Regions from separate parts of the Homo sapiens genome. Here region 1 is linked to region 2. The links are chromatin contacts, found by Hi-C or POLR2A ChIA-PET in ENCODE. All regions are on one chromosome and are shown on one strand. The core of a region is the stretch at or near the end of the contact, and the rest is flanking DNA. Distances in the headings are between cores, read along the strand shown.

Evidence for each region. Hi-C counts contacts between places; a loop is a spot of excess contacts on that map. ChIA-PET counts read pairs that join two places held with the same protein, here RNA polymerase II (POLR2A). Pooled maps may share reads with other maps.
Region 1: a loop to region 2 is called in a pooled map, with 5 times the contacts of the local background. The contact joins two enhancer-like sites. A Hi-C loop is called at or near these places in 5 of 50 pooled maps. POLR2A ChIA-PET finds 5 or more read pairs at or near these places in 3 of 52 experiments (Caco-2, activated T-cell and naive thymus-derived CD8-positive, alpha-beta T cell).

The regions. Positions count from the first base shown.
Region 1 is chr4:98,704,922-98,707,621 of GRCh38, reverse strand. No RefSeq gene overlaps it. Among named protein-coding and RNA genes, the nearest start is that of TSPAN5-DT, 47 kb to the right of the region's middle. Within about 2 kb of position 1,286, at least 2 of the 41 ENCODE cell types and tissues checked have a DNase peak (open chromatin) inside an H3K27ac peak, as active enhancers do.
Region 2 is chr4:98,638,364-98,641,063 of GRCh38, reverse strand. All of the region lies in intron 1 of TSPAN5 (tetraspanin 5), which reads left to right. Among named protein-coding and RNA genes, the nearest start is that of TSPAN5, 19 kb to the left of the region's middle. RefSeq lists an enhancer at 1,205-1,304. Within about 2 kb of position 1,388, at least 4 of the 41 ENCODE cell types and tissues checked have a DNase peak (open chromatin) inside an H3K27ac peak, as active enhancers do.

The DNA.
Region 1 (2,700 bases), core at 37-2,536, 67 kb before region 2:
TTATTTAACTAAACATCTCCAATGTAATACTCTGCTTCAGCTTCTCCTAAATGTCCCATAAACTGTGATAATCATTAGGGCAGAAGCAGGAAGAAAACTCATGATCTTAAGATTATTTTCTTTGTAACATGTGATGAATCAGACTTGCAAAGTTCAAAGCACAAAAACTCCTAATGAATGCTAATTCTGTGGAAGATGTGCATATCACTCTCTTTCAAAAACAAAACTTTTTTTAGGTGTTCTGTTTGTGGCAGATTTTCCAAGTTTAGACTTGTATTCTCATTCTTCATCACTATGTGGATAGAACCCAATTATTAGGTCATAAATACAGTGAGAATCTAATATCTATCAATGACATGCAACAAGTCATTTAATTCTTTGTGTCTAGGATGGTTAATTTCAGGTGTCAATTTGACTGGATTCAGGGACATGCAGATAACTTCTGATGAAGCATTGTTTCTAGATATGTCTGTGAGGGTGTTCCAGAAGAGACTGGCATTTGAATAACTGGACTAGGAAGATCCCTCCTCACCCAGTGCAGGCCCATACCATCCAGTTGACTGAGGGCCTGACAGAACAAAAAGGCAGAAGAAAGGCAAATTTGCTCACTCTCTCTTCTGGAACTGGGACACCCATCTTCTCCTGCCCTTGGACATCAGAACTCCCGGGCCTTTGGACTCCAGGACTTGCACCAGATACTCCCCAATTTTCAAGCTGTCAGCTTAGGACTGAGAGTTACACCGTTGGCTCCCCTGGTCCTCAGGCCCTTGGATTTGGACTGAGCCATGCTACCATCTTCCCTTGTTCTTCAGCTTGCAGACAGGATATTGTGGGACTTCTCAGCCTCCATAATCAAGTGAACCAATTCCCGAAGTAAATCCCTTCTGATATATCTATATCTCTGTCTATCTATCTGTTTATCTATCTCGCTCTCTCTCTATCTATATTCTATTGGCTCTATTTCTTTAGAGAACTATGACTAATACAGGTTCTGAGTGCTTTCACTTTTAAAATGAAGTTTGGTATAAGGCCACCTTCAAACCTATTCTCTACCCTTTCCCTTCTACTCAATGTTCTGGGGTCCTATGGACTACATCAACAGGTTTTCTTGCCCTCTGACTTCCAGTCGGGTTCATCCAATGGGAGGCATCAGCAACAGAAGACCAGAAGAAGGTACACTTACTTGACCAGATACCTCCTTGTTAGCAGTAAATGCACAGCAACATTTCTCTACCAAAGATCGCTGCATCTTGTACAACCACAGCTCTTCAAGTTCCAATGACCACTTCCTCCCCTTCCCCTCAAACAGTAGTAGTGGCTTCCTGCCTATCTTAACCTTATCTTCACCCTGACTGATACAGAAGATATGAGTTTAAGTAAACTCTAGAGTTTACCTTTTTGATATGTCCTAGAAAGGTATTCTCTGCTGGGAGATCACATTATTATAATGCTTAGCCAATAAATGATACTCTGAGAAGAGCCAGTATGTATAAATGAGAGGACACCAGACTGGGAGGCAGGAGATCAACAGGGCTACTAAGTAGTTAGATAACTTTCTTCCTGATATGGTTTGGCTGTGTCCGCACCCAAATCTCATCTTGAATTATAGTTCCCATAATCCCCAGGTGTCATGAGAAGGACCTGGTACGTAATTGAATCATGGGTGTATTAGTCCATTTTCACACTGCTGATAAAGACATACCTGAGACTGGGCAATTTACAAAAGAAAGAGGTTTAATTGGACTTACAGTTCCACATGGCTGGAGAAGCCTCACAATCATGGTGGAAGGCAAGGAGGAGCAAGTCACATCTTACATGGATGGGCAGCAGGCAAAGACAGAATGAGGATGACGCAAAAGCAGAAACCCCTTATAAAGCCATCAGCTCTCATGTGACTTATTCACTACCACAAGAACAGTGTGGGTGAAACTTCTGCCATGATTAAATTATCTCCAACTGGGTCCCTCTCACAACACATCGAAATTATGGGAGTATAATTCAAGATGAGATTTGGGTGGGGACACACAGCCAAAACATATCATTCCACCCCTTACCCCTCTCAAATCTCATGTCCTTACATTTCAAAACCAATCATGGCCTCCCAATAGTCCCCCAAAGTCTTAACTTATTTCAGCATTAACTCAAAAGGCCACAGTCCAACATCTTATCTGAGACAAGGCAAGTCTCTTCTGCCTATGAGTCTGTAAAATCGAAAGTAAGGTAGTTATTTCCTAGATACAATGGAGATACAGACATTGGGTAAATACAACAGTTCCAAATGGGAGAAATTGGCCAAAACAAAGGGGTTACAGGGCCCATGCAAGTCCAAAATTCAATAGGACAATCAAATTTTAAAGCTCCAAAATGATCTCCTTTGACTCCAGGTCTTACATCCAGGTCATGTTGATGCAAGAGGTGGTTTCCCATGGTCTTGGGCAGCTCCATCCTTGTGTTTTCAGGGTACAGCCTCCCTACCCAAGCTGCTTTCATGGGCTGGAATTGAGTGTCTGCAGCTTTCCCAGGGACATGGTGCAGCTGTAGGTGGATCTACCATTCTGGGGTCTGGAAGATGGTGGTCCTCTTCTCACAGCTCCACTAGGTGGTGCCCCTGCAGGGACTCTGTGTGGGAGCTCCAACCCCACATTTCCCTTCTGCACTGCCCTAGCAGAGGTTCTCCAGGAGAGCCCCATCCCTGCGGTA
Region 2 (2,700 bases), core at 139-2,638:
GGTTAAGGGTGAGACTGCCTGGATTCAAACATGGGCCTTGATATGTCCAAGCTGTGTGACCATGGATGGTTACTTCATCACTTTGAACTACTCCTTTTGGGCAAAAAGTGGGTAATATTAGTGGCGACCTCTAGGATCATTGTGAAGATTCCATGAGATGATGTACATCCAACCCTGAGCACTCAGTGAATGCTGACGTGATAATTGAGGGACCAGTAGGTGACCCACTCAGGGGAGTTGCGGGCTTTTGGTTCACTGTCACCTGGGAAAAGGTGTTGTCAGTGTCCGGACCCTCAACTTTCCTTGTTAGAAAAGTGTACCCTGTATAATAGAACTTGTCACTAATGCCAGGCTTTGTTTCCTTTGTCCCCCACCCATTGGAGGAGAGTGTATCTCCATGCTTTCCTTTGGCAACTGGATCTGAGGGTTTTCTCATCAGAGCAGCTGCCATGTTCCTCTCCTCCTGGGCTGTAATTTCCTCTCCTGTGTAGCCATAGCTGTCCACCACGTCCATTCCTGACATGGCCTGGCCAGTCCTTCCTTTCTGGATAACAACGCCAACATTTCTTATGTCTTACCTCAGGGATCATTTTCAGGCCACAGACCTACCTGTTTTGTTTTGTTTTTTTAAAATGGTAGTATCTACAGAACATTACAGTTTCCGTAAAATCATGTATATAAATATGCCTAGAAAACTACCTGAAATATAGCAGCTATCCCATAATTACTAATTGAAATACGTTAGTTGAATCTGAAATAAATTTCTTAGCCTAGGAACAAAGTTAGCATCCATCTGGGTCTCTGCAAAAATTTGTAATGTGTAAAAATAGGCATGTTTAGGAAGTTGCTTAATTTATTAATATATACTTCATTTTTATGGCAGTTACAGATTCTCTAATTGAATTTATATTTGCATGATTACAGTTTTTTTTTTGTTGCAAACGATTTTTATGGGCTGCTGAAGTTTAAGGAGTCTGGCATTTTAAATTGTTCTTCACTGTCTGAGAAGTAAAAATATGTCTTAAAAAATCATTGATGTTATAGTAAAGGAAAGCTCCCTCCCTTCCCTAAGTTAGTGCCTTTCAGAATGTGAGCATTTGTCAAGTGGAATTCTGTCTGATCCTTTTTCATTTTCTGAGCTATTATAAGTGCTTTCTTTTCCTTTAACTGTCATAAATGGTTTTTCTTCCCTTAACTAAGTAAAGATTTCTGGAACAATGTTTTGACCAGATTGAAACCAGCTTCTGTCCTATCTACTAGTCATTCATTTCTTGATTTCTCGTGCATTTCTAAACATAGATAAGTTTCTAATGGTGAAGAAAGTGAAACAGAAAGGAAGGAAAGAAGCAAAAGCTGGGTTGGGTCACCATATTGAGCGAAGGATATGCTTGTGGGGAATCCTACACTGTGATATTGGAGTAAACAGTTACATTATGGGGTGAGACCAGGTGAGATGGCTTATGCCTGTGATCCCAGCACTTTGAGAAGCTGAGGTGGGAGGATTGCTTTAGGCCAGGAGTTCAAGACCAGGCTGGGCAACAAAAATGAGACCCTGTCTGTACAAAAAAAAAAAAAAAAATTAGCCAGTCACAGTGGGGTGTGCCTGTTTTCTCAGCTACTCTGGATGCTGAGGCAGGAGGATTACTTGAGCCCAGAAGTTCAAGGCTGCAGTAAGTTATGATTTTGCCACTGCACTCTGGCCTGGGCGACAGAGCAAAACCTTGTCTCAGATTAGATTAGATTAGATTAGAATAGATAGATAACATAGATAAGATCAGTGTTTCAAAATCCTTTTCCAGTGAGAGGCATGTACTGCTGCTTTTGTAACCCATGACATTGAGAGTGTAGCAGGGGGTTCATGTGGAGGAGTTGCTGAGACCAAGAACCCCGTAAGGATAGTCATCTAAGTTTGGGAATACACACAAATTGTTGGGAGACACTTCTCCATGGGTCTCTTGTGCTCCTGCATGTCTTACTGAGTATACCAAGAACGTTCTTTACCTGGGCCATTTCTTCGTGTTGTGTTTGCAATGAGCAGCCTTGAGGGATGAAGTAGTGTCTCTTTCTGGGACAAAGACTGACCTACTCTCACTTACTGCTTACTATAAAGCAGCAGGTTTCCCAAGCATAGGTTCCTCAGCTGGATGCACGCTCACTGCATGTGCAGCTGCCATCTGGGCCCCTCAACGCTATTTCCATTGGACTGATGTAAACATGATGCTGGTGTTGTCTGAATCATGCTGTGAATAATAAAGTCCTTTGTCCTTGACCCGGGAATCTCATGTCTTCTGCCAGCTTCTATGAAACAGTAACAGGCTAACTTATTACCTTGCGAGTAGGGTAAAATCAAACAAGACCAGATACAGGTGGAGCTTCCAGATGAGCTGAACATGTGGAGGTTCCTGTAGGGTGGTGCTCTAGAAAGGGCATGGAAGCGCCATGTCCCTTGCCCCATACCTTTACCTGTGAATCTCTTCATCTGTATCCATTGTAATTTTTTAAAATAATAAACTAGTAAATGTAAAATAACCAAAACAAAGAAACCAAATGCCGGTGTATTACATATAAGTTGATACCTAGCCAGTTAAATGCGTTCAGATGTGTCTTGTTTAGGAGGTAATCACCCGGGCCTCCCCCACAAAGTATGGTTCAAAGGGTCATGGTGGGTGGCTCCTCAGAGCATCTCAGCTCCCTTAGACC